Linked DNA regions of Homo sapiens: region 1 is linked to region 2. Evidence: read pairs that join two places in POLR2A ChIA-PET (ENCODE). Cell type or tissue: B cell. All regions are shown on one strand. Links, peaks and the distances in the headings refer to the core of each region. The heading gives the core; the rest is flanking DNA.

What was found. Peaks named below come from ENCODE experiments on the same cell type or tissue, not always from the same donor. Only the 100,000 strongest peaks of a DNase experiment are listed, where the experiment ranks them.
Region 1: POLR2A ChIA-PET joins it to region 2 with 11 read pairs; 3 of 35 experiments call an interaction of 5 or more read pairs at or near these places.

Annotation. Positions count from the first base shown.
Region 1 is chr22:50,290,062-50,296,094 of GRCh38, reverse strand. It overlaps PLXNB2 (plexin B2), which reads left to right. Exons shown (of 37, transcript NM_012401.4): 2 at 1,317-1,376; 3 at 5,498-6,033. The coding sequence starts at 5,511. Among named protein-coding and RNA genes, the nearest start is that of PLXNB2, 15 kb to the left of the region's middle. RefSeq lists an enhancer at 3,373-3,422 and a silencer at 3,543-3,602. In B cell, for the core only: no CTCF peak of the experiment used is centred there; DNase peaks (open chromatin) are centred at 2,539 and 3,324; H3K4me3 peaks cover 1,654 bases; H3K27me3 peaks cover 1,459 bases.
Region 2 is chr22:50,401,413-50,407,445 of GRCh38, reverse strand. It overlaps PPP6R2 (protein phosphatase 6 regulatory subunit 2), which reads right to left. Exons shown (of 24, transcript NM_001242898.2): 4 at 571-757. MIR12114 (microRNA 12114) reads right to left here and starts at 4; the gene lies at 1-4. RefSeq lists an enhancer at 57-1,256. In B cell, for the core only: no CTCF peak of the experiment used is centred there; a DNase peak (open chromatin) is centred at 3,585; H3K27ac peaks cover 739 bases.

The sequences.
Region 1 (6,033 bases), core at 2,189-4,688, 110 kb after region 2:
AGTCTCACTCTGTTGCCCAGGCTGGAGTGCAGTGGCGCGATCTCGGCTCACTGCAACCTCCACCTCCCAGGTTCAAGCGATTATCTTGCCTCGGCCTCCTGAGTAGTTGGGATTACAGGCGCGCACCACTACGCCCGGCTAATTTTTGTACTTTTAGTAGAGATGGGGTTTCACCATGTTGGTCAGGCTGGTCTCGAACTCCTGACCTCGTGATCCGCCCACTTCAGCCTCCCAAAGTGCTGGGATTACAGGTGTGAGCCACCGCACCCAGCCTTAGCCGGCCACTATTTTGATTTTGGTTTGACGGCTTCTGGAGCCTCTCAGAGATGGATGGGGCCAAATACTGCACCCAGGCTTCCCCATCAGAATCAGCACAGACGCACCTGCATCTACCATGTAGTCTTCCACAGTATCCTCTGGTGGGATGCTGGGTGGCTGCCAAATTTTCACTAAAGCCAACCATGCGGAGAAGCACCCTGGGTCTGTGCCTCCCTGTGGGTATAGTCGGTGTTTATCCAGAACTAGAAGATACAATAGCAAGGGAAGATACAATAGCAAGCATTGCTGAATGCTACAGTGTAACACTCTGAGGCTTTTTGTGAATGAATTCATTTAGTCCTTGTAAACCTCTGGGGGTAGCTCACCATTCTGTCTCCATTCCACAGATGGAGAATGAGGCACAGAGAAGTTAAGTAACTTGCCCAACGTCACACAGCTAGTAAGTGAAATTTCAGGGTCATGGGTGTGCGTATTTTTCAGAAAGCAACTTTTTTTTTTTTTTTTTTTTTGAGACGAAGTCAGGCTGGAGTGTAGTGGTGCGATCTCCGCTCACTGCAAGTTCCATCGGCCGGGTTCATGCCATTCTCCTGCCTCAGCCTCCCGAGTAGCTGGGACTACAGCTGCCCGCCACCAGGCCCATCTAATTTTTTTGTATTTTTAGTAGAGACGGGGTTTCACTGTGTTCACCAGGATGGTCTTGATCTCCTGACCTCGTGATCCTCCCGCCTCGGCCTCCCAAAGTGCTGGGATTACAGGCGGGAGCCACCGCACCCGGCCTCAGAAAGCAACTTTTATTTTAAGCAAAGTAATAGCCATACCTAGTTTAAACAGGCAGAAAGCCCCTGACAGAGGGGAGTGCCAGGAGCCCTGGAGGTGTCTGAGGAAGGGGCTGTGCAGGGGCCAGAGGGAAGCCAAAGGCCAGATGGGGTCCTGTGGGATGTTTCTTCCCCCAAGCCCCACCAGCATGGGACAGAGGTGGGGGGCTCCACAGCAGACCGGGCTCCTCTTGTGACCGGCGTCTCTCCTTTGCCTCCTAGAGAATCTCGATGCTGGCCTGGAGCAGAAACTGAGCTGGACCACTGGAGCCTCGGTGAGGGGTCTGTACCCCACCTGGGAAAGGCAGTGGGTGGCTGGGGCTATGTGGACAGGGAGGCCGGAGGTATCTAGAACTGCCATGTGGTGTCTGCAAGGCTCTGTCCAGCCAGGTTTCAACCGTACCTGTCACTCTGCCACCCTTCCCATGGCCTGGCCTGGATGGAAGTGGGGAGCTTCCCTGCCCATGGAGCCGCTGTGAGGCTCCCATGGTTCTCTGAGGCCAAGCTGTTGCTCAGGCCAAGCTTTTGCTCAGGTGGAGTGGTCTGCAGTGAGACTGTGGCACCGGGTTCTGGGACATCAGGGCTGGGAATTGGAGCGTTGGGGGTGTGGTGGGGGGGTGCCTGTGCAGACGCTTTGTGGGCAGCAGCAGCTGGAGTTGCTGTGGCCTGGTCTGGATGGAAGTGGGGAGCTTCCCTGCCCAGCAGCAGCCGGAGTTGCTGTGGCCTCTTGAAAGTGCCCCTCCGAGCTTCAGCCAGGAGGAAGGCACCAGAGGGCCCGAGGAAATCCCCGCCAGCCCCGTAAGTGGGGGTCCCAGGAGGGCTTCAAAACAGGAAGTGCCTGCTGCCCGCCCTCCCTCCTGTTCCAGGAACACAGGCAGCAGGAAGCGTAGCTGGCTGTGCCTGGCGCCTCCTGCGCCGCCGGAGCTTTGCTGCTGGTCCGGTGGGTTGCCCTTTGCTCCTGGGCCTGGGCAGGCAGGTCACCTGAGGCCTTGTTTGTCCAGGAACCAGAAGGCAGCTGCCACCTGTAGGGTGTCACCCCAGCCGCGCCTGCCACCCTGAAAAGCCTGGGCCTGTAGGACCCTGGGAGTCAGGCTTTCCCTGGTGGCACACGGTGGTGTTTATTGAGCACTTAGGGTGTGCCAGCCCCCGGCAGGGACAGGAGAGCCTTCTTCCTGTACCGGGGCCCCTACAGCCCTGGCGGGTGGGTGAGTGTCTTCCCTGGGTGGAAGCTGGGGGACGGCTGAGGGGTGGCTTGTGGGGGCCCAGAGCCATTGCTTTTCCTGGGGCTAGGGGCGCCGCAGGGTTCCCCAGGCTGCCCCACCACGGTCCGGGCCAGATCCGAGGGGACCGTGGGCCCCGCCCCCGCGCTGCCCCCGCATTCCCCTCCCAGCTGCGGGCGCATTCCATTCATTCCCGGGAGCTGCGCCTGGCTGAGGCTGCCTCTGCCACTGCCACCGAGCTGGGCCGGGTGAGCGAGCTGGGCCGGGTGAGCGGGGCTGGGAGGGGAGGGCAGCAGGCCTGGGCGCAGGGCCGAGGGGCCTGGACGTTGCCTGCCCCCGCTGGCGCCACTGGGTGCACTTAGAAGGCGGGGGCCTGCGGGACCTGCCCCCGGGTGGCTGTGGGTAGGGGAGGGGCGCGGCGGGGGTTGGGGAGCCTTCGGGCAGGCGCTGCTCCTCCCTGGTAGGGCCATGGGCTGTGGCTGTAGCCTACGGGCCTCTCCTGGAGGCCTGGGACTCCTGTGCCCTCCTCTCCTCTCCCCTGGACAGGCCACTGAGCCACAGCGGGGGACCCTGGCTGAGCTGGGCATAGAACCCCCTCCACCAGGATCATGCCCAGAGGTTCCCGTGGGCTTGTAGAATCTTCCTGTCTCTCACTAAAGCCAGCATCTTTTCCTGGCTGATCACCCCTATCCTGGTGAAGCCTGGGGTCCCATGGCCCTACCCAGCCTCTCTGCCACCAGTCGGCCAGGAACTCCCTAGCCTGTGGGTGGTCACCTCTCCCAGCGGCTGCTGTGCTCGTGGGCACCTGGGGGGCTCCAGGGGTTGGGCAGCAGCTGAGCACTGAACCCCCAGTGCAGGGAGGGAGTTCTGTGCCGGGCAGGAGCTGCCTGTCTAATGGGTGCACTCCCAGGGAGCAGGAAGGCCAGTGCAGCGCTGTCTCACTCATGCGGGCCCTGGGGTGGCTCAGATGTTGTCGGTCGGTTGCGTCTTGGTTACACCTCAAGAGATTTCAGGAAGCGTGCGGGCAATCAGAACGGGGGGTTGCCACGGGCAGGTGGAGGGCGGCTGTGCCAGTAAATGCAGCTTCACCCAAAGCCGAGGCTCGGGAGAAACACTTCCCCTGGCTACGGAGCAGCAGAGCGGGCTCCCCTGCCCTCCTGGGAGGACAGAGGCCAGGGGGTTTGGGGGGTTGTCAAAAGGGTGGAGAAACACAGTGGTCAGAGGCCAAGCTGCTCCCACTGCATGTCAGAATCCCAGCCCCACCCATGCCCGCGGTGTGGCCTTGGGTAAATTCTGCTCCGTGCCTCAGTTTCTTCACCTGAGAAATGGGTCACAGGCTGTCGTGGTCAGCCTGGCCGTCAGAGACACAGGGATGTGGAAACATTTGCATTTTGTGGCTTGTTCTTTGTACACTTAAAACTTTTTTTTTTTTTTTTTTTTTTTGAGACAGAGTCTCGCTCTGTCACCCAGGCTGGAGTGCAGTGGTGCAATCTTGGCTCGCTGCAACCTCCGCCTCCCAGGTTCACGCGATTCTCCTGCCTCAGCCTCTGGAGTAGCTGAGACTACAGGCGGGTGCCAGCACGCTTGGCTAATTTTTTTGTGTTTTTAGTAGAGACGGGGTTTCACCATGTTGGCCAGGCTGGTCTCAAACTCCTGACCTCGTGATCCGCCCGCCTCGGCCTCCCAAGGTGCTGGGATTACAGGCGTGAGCCACCGGGCCTGGCAAAACTTTCAAATATGTGGTGAGAAAGCGGATTGCGTTTCGAGGGGATGAGACATATGCAGGGAGGTGACACTTGTGGTGGCCTGAGAGGATGTGGCAGTCCCTCTGGAGGCACGGGGTGGGCCTGCACAGGGAGGTGGGGGAGGCCAGGGCCTCCATCCCTCGTAACCCTCTGCCATCGAGTCTGGACCCCCTTGGCACCTGCCATGGCAGGGCTGCCCTGGACACCTGGGAGCCCCCCGTACTGGTGCACTCAGGGAAGATGATGGTGGGCCCAGGAGTGGGGGTGGTTGTGAGCATGAGGAGGGGGCACTGGCAGGGGAGGCTGATGTAGGGATCACTGGCCAGGATGGAGCAGGGTCCCTAGCGTGAGAGGGACGGACCACCCTGAGGAAGAGCTCAGAGGCAGAAGGGCCCTGTCTCTGCCACTTGTGTCTGAGCCCCCAAGATGCAGTTGAGTCTGGTAGGGAGGGAAAGAGAGAGGACCACGCATGTCCTGGGTCCACCTGTGGGGCCTTGGATCTTCCTCCTATTGGGAGACCCTCAGCTCAGCCTGGTCCTCAGCAGCTCACCCATCACACCACACATCCCCCTCATCCACCCGGACCCAGGCACAGACCCCACACCGAGACGTGCTCAGTTACACACACGCATGTGGACACAGCCTGTCCAGGCTGCAGATGTGGGGGCCTCTGCCTCTGAGACCTGGTGGATTTGGAGTTGCTCATGGCTCCCCAGGTCCCCTTGTTGCCTCCGCTGTGCGCACATCAGAGGCTGTGCCCTGGGCGTGACATGGGCCGAGCGAGGAGCTGTGGGTGATTGCTGGCTTCCACTGTTTCACCAGGGCAGGGGGCCTGGAGGTGGTCAGGGAGGCTCAGGCCGCCTGGGGGCTCTGGCGGGCAGTTGTAAACAGCATGTGCACTTGCTGGGCTATGCACAGGGCACCCCTCGCTCTCACCTGAGCCTCTGGTTTCCCGTGTCCTTCACCTCTGCCCCATGGGTGAGCCACCTGTTCCAACGTCCAGGGGTCTGTCTGTCAGCCTGAGCCTGTGCGCTGGGGCCGGTGCGTCCCGACCACCTGGAGCTCCTTGGGGTCACAGGTCAGGGGGCATGAATGTGAGCACTTGAGAGCCTTTCTGGGGGCGTCAACTCCTTGCCTCGGGGATAGGCCTGCCGGTGTTTTCAGCACCTCCGGGAGGGATCCTGTAGCAGGCGATGGCAGTGCCTTGGCCCCAGTGGTCAGTCAGGGTGGACTTGAGGAGGGCTGAGAAGTGGTCTCCGGCGAGACCTCGAGGATGGCGGGGGTGTGAAGCAGGAAGGGGCGGAGCTCCAGGTTCCTCAGTTCGTGGAGTGGCGTGACCCTCTCTCCCATGTTCTGACGTTTGGGGCAGGGACTGGAGAGGGATTTGATCGGGGGTCCTCTGGGTCGGGGCTCCCCTGACCCTTCTCTCTTCCCACAGGGTGCGGGGGGCAATGGCACTGCAGCTCTGGGCCCTGACCCTGCTGGGCCTGCTGGGCGCAGGTGCCAGCCTGAGGCCCCGCAAGCTGGACTTCTTCCGCAGCGAGAAAGAGCTGAACCACCTGGCTGTGGATGAGGCCTCAGGCGTGGTGTACCTGGGGGCGGTGAATGCCCTCTACCAGCTGGATGCGAAGCTGCAGCTGGAGCAGCAGGTGGCCACGGGCCCGGCCCTGGACAACAAGAAGTGCACGCCGCCCATCGAGGCCAGCCAGTGCCATGAGGCTGAGATGACTGACAATGTCAACCAGCTGCTGCTGCTCGACCCTCCCAGGAAGCGCCTGGTGGAGTGCGGCAGCCTCTTCAAGGGCATCTGCGCTCTGCGCGCCCTGAGCAACATCTCCCTCCGCCTGTTCTACGAGGACGGCAGCGGGGAGAAGTCTTTCGTGGCCAGCAATGATGAGGGCGTGGCCACAGTGGGGCTGGTGAGCTCCACGGGTCCTGGTGGTGACCGCGTGCTGTTTGTGGGCAAAGGCAATG
Region 2 (6,033 bases), core at 2,105-4,604:
GCACAAGATGGCCTACTTTGGGGCACTGTGCAGCTCCCAGGGATGGTGGGAAGTGCTGCTTATTCCAGAGCCAGCTATAAGAAACACTCCTTCTTTTTTTTGAGACAGTCTCACTCTGTTGCCCAGGCTGGAGTGCAGTGGTACGATCTCAGCTCACTGCAACCTCTGCCTCCCAGGTTCAAGCGATTCTCCTGCCTCAGCCTCCCAAGTAGCTGGGATGACAGGTGCGCACCACCACGCTCAGCTAATTTTTGTACTTTTAGTAGAGACAGGGTTTTGTCATGTTGGCCAGGCTGGTCTTGAACTCCTGACCTCAAGTGATCTGCCCAGCTCGGCCTCCCAAAGTGCTGGGATTACAGGCTTGAGCCACCGCACCCAGCCAGAAACACTCTTTCAAATTCCAGCTCCCAGACTGGCAAAACCCACACACTGCTCCACGTGTTGCGCAGAAGAGTCACAGATGCTGTTCCCGCGGCCGGAGGATGAGTCGCACCGCCAGGCTCACAGCAGGACACGTCAGCATCCACCATGACGGTGCCCCAAGTCACGGAGGCTTTGCACGTGATTTACCTGTTCGGTTTTTCTTGCAATGAGATTGCCAATGGTCTTGCTGAAAAAACTGGCGAGCAGAGGATTGAGAGGCGGCTCATGGTCCAAGAAGTCGTACAGGAGGCTCAGCAGGCTCTCGTCCCCACCGAGGCGGTCGCTGATCTGCGGCACATCACAAGTCAGAAGCTCACAGGCTGTGTTTGGATATCTAAAAGGGCACAGTCCAAGCACTGGAGGTGAAATTAGACTTCTCCAACTCTTAGGAAGCTGCTTACATAGTCTGCTTCTTAGGAAGCAGACCCACGTGATCAAACAAACACTACAGACCTCAGAACAGAACAAAAACGTGACTACCTGTGACCAGCTGGTATTTCTGACTACTAGAAGTTCAGTTTTTTAACATACCTTCTATGCTCCTCATGCCCTATACGCTGATATCTGACATTTTCTGACCCTACTCCCATTCTTTAAATAACCTTTCTCAGTCTTCCGGCTTTTCCTCTCTCCAGGCCTTCACACTCGCCTGCCAGGTCTCTCACCTCCCTCTAGGCCTTCACACTCGCCTGCCAGGCCTCTCACCTCTCTCCAGGCCTCTCACCTCTCTCCAGGCCTCTCACCTCCCTCTAGGCCTTCACACTCGCCTGCCAGGTCTCTCACCTCTCTCCAGGCCTCTCGCCTCTCTCCAGGTCTCTCACCTCTCTCCAGGCCTCTCACCTCTCTCCAGGCCTCTCGCCTCTCTCCAGGCCTCTCGCCTCTCTCCAGGCCTTCACACTCGCCTGCCAGGTCTCTCACCTCCCTCCAGGCCTTCACACTCGCCTGCCAGGCCTCTCACCTCTCTCCAGGCCTTCACACTCGCCTGCCAGGTCTCTCACCTCTCTCCAGGCCTCTCACCTCTCTGCAGGTCTCTCACTTCTCTCCAGGCCTCTCGCCTCTCTCCAGGCCTCTCACCTCTCTCCAGGCCTCTCACCTCTCTCCAGGCCTTCACACTCGCCTGCCAGGCCTCTCACCTCTCTCCAGGCCTCTCACCTCTCTCCAGGCCTCTCACCTCCCTCCAGGCCTTCACACTCACCTGCCAGGCCTCTCGCCTCTCTCCAGGCCTCTCACCTCTCTCCAGGCCTCTCACCTCTCTCCAGGCCTTCACACTCACCTGCCAGGCCTCTTACCTCTCTCCAGGCCTCTCACCTCTCTCCAGGCCTTCACACTCGCCTGCCAGGCCTCTCACTTCTCTCCAGGCCTCTCACCTCTCTCCAGGCCTTCACACTCGCCTGCCAGGCCTCTCACTTCTCTCCAGGCCTCTCACCTCTCTCCAGGCCTTCACACTCGCCTGCCAGGCCTCTCACCTCTCTCCAGGCCTCTTACCTCTCTCCAGGCCTCTCACCTCTCTCCAGGCCTTCACACTCGTCTGCCAGGCCTCTCGCCTCTCTCCAGGCCTCTCACCTCTCTCCAGGCCTTCACACTTGCCTGCCAGGCCTCTCACCTCTCTCCAGGCCTTCACACTCGTCTGCCAGGCCTCTCGCCTCTCTCCAGGCCTCTCACCTCTCTCCAGGCCTTCACACTCGCCTGCCAGGCCTCTCACCTCTCTCCAGGCCTCTCACCTCCCTCCAGGCCTTCGCACTCGCCTGCCAGGCCTCTTGCCTCCCTCCAGGCCTCTCACCTCCAGTCTAACCACACTGTTTCCGCGAGGCCACATCTGTGGCCATTTCCATCTTCCCCTCCACTGAGCCTCTCCTTTCCTTCTAAGCCATGCCCCTTCCATCAACAAACACAGACCACTCCATCCCTAGACGGGAGAAACACCCATCAGCCGCTCAGGAACCATGTGAGGGATGAGGCACTACGCAAGAACGTTATGACTAAGAAATACCAACACCTGTGAATAAGGTACTTTGCTCCCTCTTTTGTAACTGGTAGACAGAGGTGGGTGACAGCCATCGCCCCAGGAGAGGTACACCCCACAGCCCAGGACGCAGCCCTCAACAGCAGCCCCCATAGCAAGGCCTGGTGCATGACCCTGCCTCTGGGAATGCTGGGGAGGAGCCCAGGGCCCACCCAGTGGGAGCGTCCTGTAGGAATGGCTGTCTCAGAACAGGCCTGTCCTGACACCAGCAAGTGACCTGTCCTCTCTGTGTCTGGGTTTTCTCATCTGAACGTGCAGGTAAGGACGGGCACGGTGGCTTACACCTATAACCCCAGCACTTTGGGAGGGTGGGCAGGTGGATCACTCTTGAGCTCAGGAGTGGGAGACTAGCCTGGGCAACATGGTGAAACTCCGTCTCTCCAAAAAAAAAAAAAAAAAACAAGAAAGAAAGAAAAATTAGCCAGGCGAGGTGGCACATGCCTGTGGTCTCAGCTACATGGGAGGCTGAGGTGGCAGGATGGCTTGAGCCCGGGAGGCGCAGGATGGCTTGAGCCCGGGAGGCAGAGGTTGCCGTGAGCCAAGATCACACCACTGCACTCCAGCCTGGGTGGCAGAGTAAGACTCTGACTTAAAAAAAGAATATATGCCGGGTGCAGTGGCTCACACCTGTAATCCCAGCACTTTGAGAGGCCGAGGCAGGTGGATCACCTGAGGTCAGGAGATTGACACCATTCTGGCCAACATGGTGAAACCCCATCTCTACTAAAAATACAAAAATTAGCCAGGTGTGGTGGTGGGCGCCTGTAATGCCAGCTACTGGGGAGGCTGAGGCAGGAGAATCACTTGAACCTGGGAGGCAGAGGTTGCAGTGAGATGAGATCAAGCCACTGCACTCCAGTCTGGGTGACAGAGCGAGACTCTTGTTTCCAGAAAAAAAAAAAAAAAAAAATAGAATGTGCAGGTGACAGTGCCTGCCCATGCCTGTCACACAGCAAATGTGTGCTCAAGGTCAGCTGCTATGACCTTCCTTCTCTTGCCAACATGTGGCCACCGCCAGGTAGAGAGGCAGCCCTAGCACTGGACCTAAGCCAAGGTGGTCCACGCGACCGGCTGGAGGGGCCAGGGTTTGAGAGACTCTATAGGAAACAGCTGGCCAGGCCTGGCAGCCGACCAAGTGTGGAAGGGGAAGAAACGCAATGATCTCGGCTGGCTGGGGGGTGGGTGTGCCTCATCAGCCCAGACAAGAAAGTGCCACTTTTAGAGCTCTGAGGAACAGCGCCTGTGAAGGGCAGGTGGAGTGTAGAGGGTCAAAGAGTGGCCCAGCAGGCTTGGGTTTGGGAGAGAGGACCTGGCTGGGGCCCGATGGAGTAGGGTCAGGGCACAGGGGCACTGCAAGCTGGATGTGTGGGCAGAGAGGGGGCCTGAGAGCTGGCGCAGGGGGCTGGGGCAGGCCCAAGCTCATCCCCTCACTAGCCGACCTCACTAGCCGAACTTTCTGGCCTTTAGTGTCCTTGTCTGTTAATTGGGGCAGGCAGTACCCACCCTGTGGGATGTCAGAGGGGCTGGCCAGCAAGTGGACAACACATGGTCCCTCAGGGCAGGAGGACCAGAGAGCAGGAGAGGAGGGCCAGGTTGGCAGCCTCAAAGGCCACAGTGAGGCCCCAGGTCTACCAGATCTCTAACACTAAGACCGGTGAGCTGGGCAGGGGGAGGAAGTCACATCCCATGGGGTGAGGAGGAAGATCAAACGTAAGGAAGCAGAGAAACATCCAAATCATTCCTTGAAGAAGTGTCTCAATACCACAGGGAACAAACTGATTTTTTTTTTTCTTGAGACAGAGTCTTGCTCTGTTGCCCAGGCTGGAGTGCAGTGGTGCTATCTCAGCTCACTGCAACCTCCGCCTCCCGGGTTCACGTCCTGTCTCAGCCTCCTGTGTAGCTGGGATTACAGGCATGCACCACCATGCTCGGCTAACTTTTGTATTTTTGGTAGAGACGGGGTTTTACCATGATGGCCAGGCTGGTCTCGAACTCCTGACTTCAAGTGATCTGCCTGCCTTGGCCTCCCAAAGTGCTGGGATTACAGGCGTGAGCCACCACACCCAGCTCCAAACTCATCTTGTCTACACACGGACAAACGTGTGCACACATGGCACAAACCAAGCTAGAAGACACTGATTCTCTAGATGGAGGGACTAAGATTTTCTTTTTTCCTTTATCAACATTTTACAGTTATTCTTCAAATGACAGGTGCTGCTCTAGTAGTTTTAAAAATGTATACAAGGTATAGAAATTCCAGTCAAACACAGCAGATGGAGCACACAGGCTTGTTCATATTCCCTCTCAAACTCCATCTCAAATAACACAAAGAATTAAAAAGACAAGAATGGAGAGGCAGAAACGACGAACCAGCCTGGAGGACTGAAGCAGCCGGCCACGTGAAGACTGACTTGGCACAGGGAAGGCTGAGTTTCAGGAGCCCACAGAAGGGGCATCAACTAGAGATGAGAATTCAGGCCACAGAACTCCAGAGAGGCCTGGACACTGATTTGGCGGCCAGTAAGGGCAGGGTGGGCTGAGAACTTACAGGCCAGGGCAGTGGGACATGTCCCTTCCTTATGGCTCCTGGGGCCAGGGACACCAGGCACAGCCACAGGGTGACCAGACACCATCCAGAAATAGGGAACTTGGTAAAAAAAAAAAAAAAAAAGAAACTGGGGTGCCCCCAGCCCTCTTCCCAACTCAGCTCCTGATACTGACAGGTCCATTCCCCACAGGGGAGAGCTAGAAGGATTCTTTTCTGGGAAAAATAATGGGACAAAGAGAAAAGTCAACTAGTGGCCTCTAAGCTGTGGTGAGTAAGCCCCATGCAGATCCCAAACTCTGTGCAGGATCTAGGGCCCCACTTATGAAAGAAGCGTGGTGCTGACCAAGCAGAAAACAAGGCACACGGAGGAGAGCAAGTGTAGAGAACAGAAGGAAACTCTTTTAAACTACAATGTTCTCAGAGATGACACATTAAGACTGTGTATCCATGAATGAGAACTTGAAGCTTTTATTAAAATATATGAGAATAAGAAACTGCTCTTAGAAATTAAAAATATGGGCCAGGCGTGGTGGCTCACGCCTGTAACCCCAGCACTCTGGGAGAACAAGGCGGGCGGATCACTAGGTCAGGAGATCAAGACCATCCTGGCTAACACGGTGAAACCCTGTCTCTACTAAAAAATACAAAAAAATTAGCCGGGCGTGGTGGCAGGCGCCTGTACTCAAGAGGCTGAGGCAGGAGAATGGCGTGAACCCAGGAGGCGAAGCTTACAGTGAGCCGAGATTGTGCCACTGCATTCCAGCCTGGGCGACAGAGTGAGACTCCGTCTCAAAAAAAAAAAGAAAAAAGAAAAAGGGAGGCTGAGGCGGGAGAATGGTGTGAACCCAGGAGGCAGAGCTTGCAGTGAGCCAAGATCGCATCACTGTACTCCAGCCTGGGCGACAGAGCGAGACAGACTCTGTCTCAGAAAAAAAAAAAAAAAATTGGCCTGGCGCGGTGGCTCACGCCTGTAATCCAGCACTTTGGGAGGCCGAGGCGGGCGGATCACGAGGTCAGGAGATCGAGACCATCCTGGCTA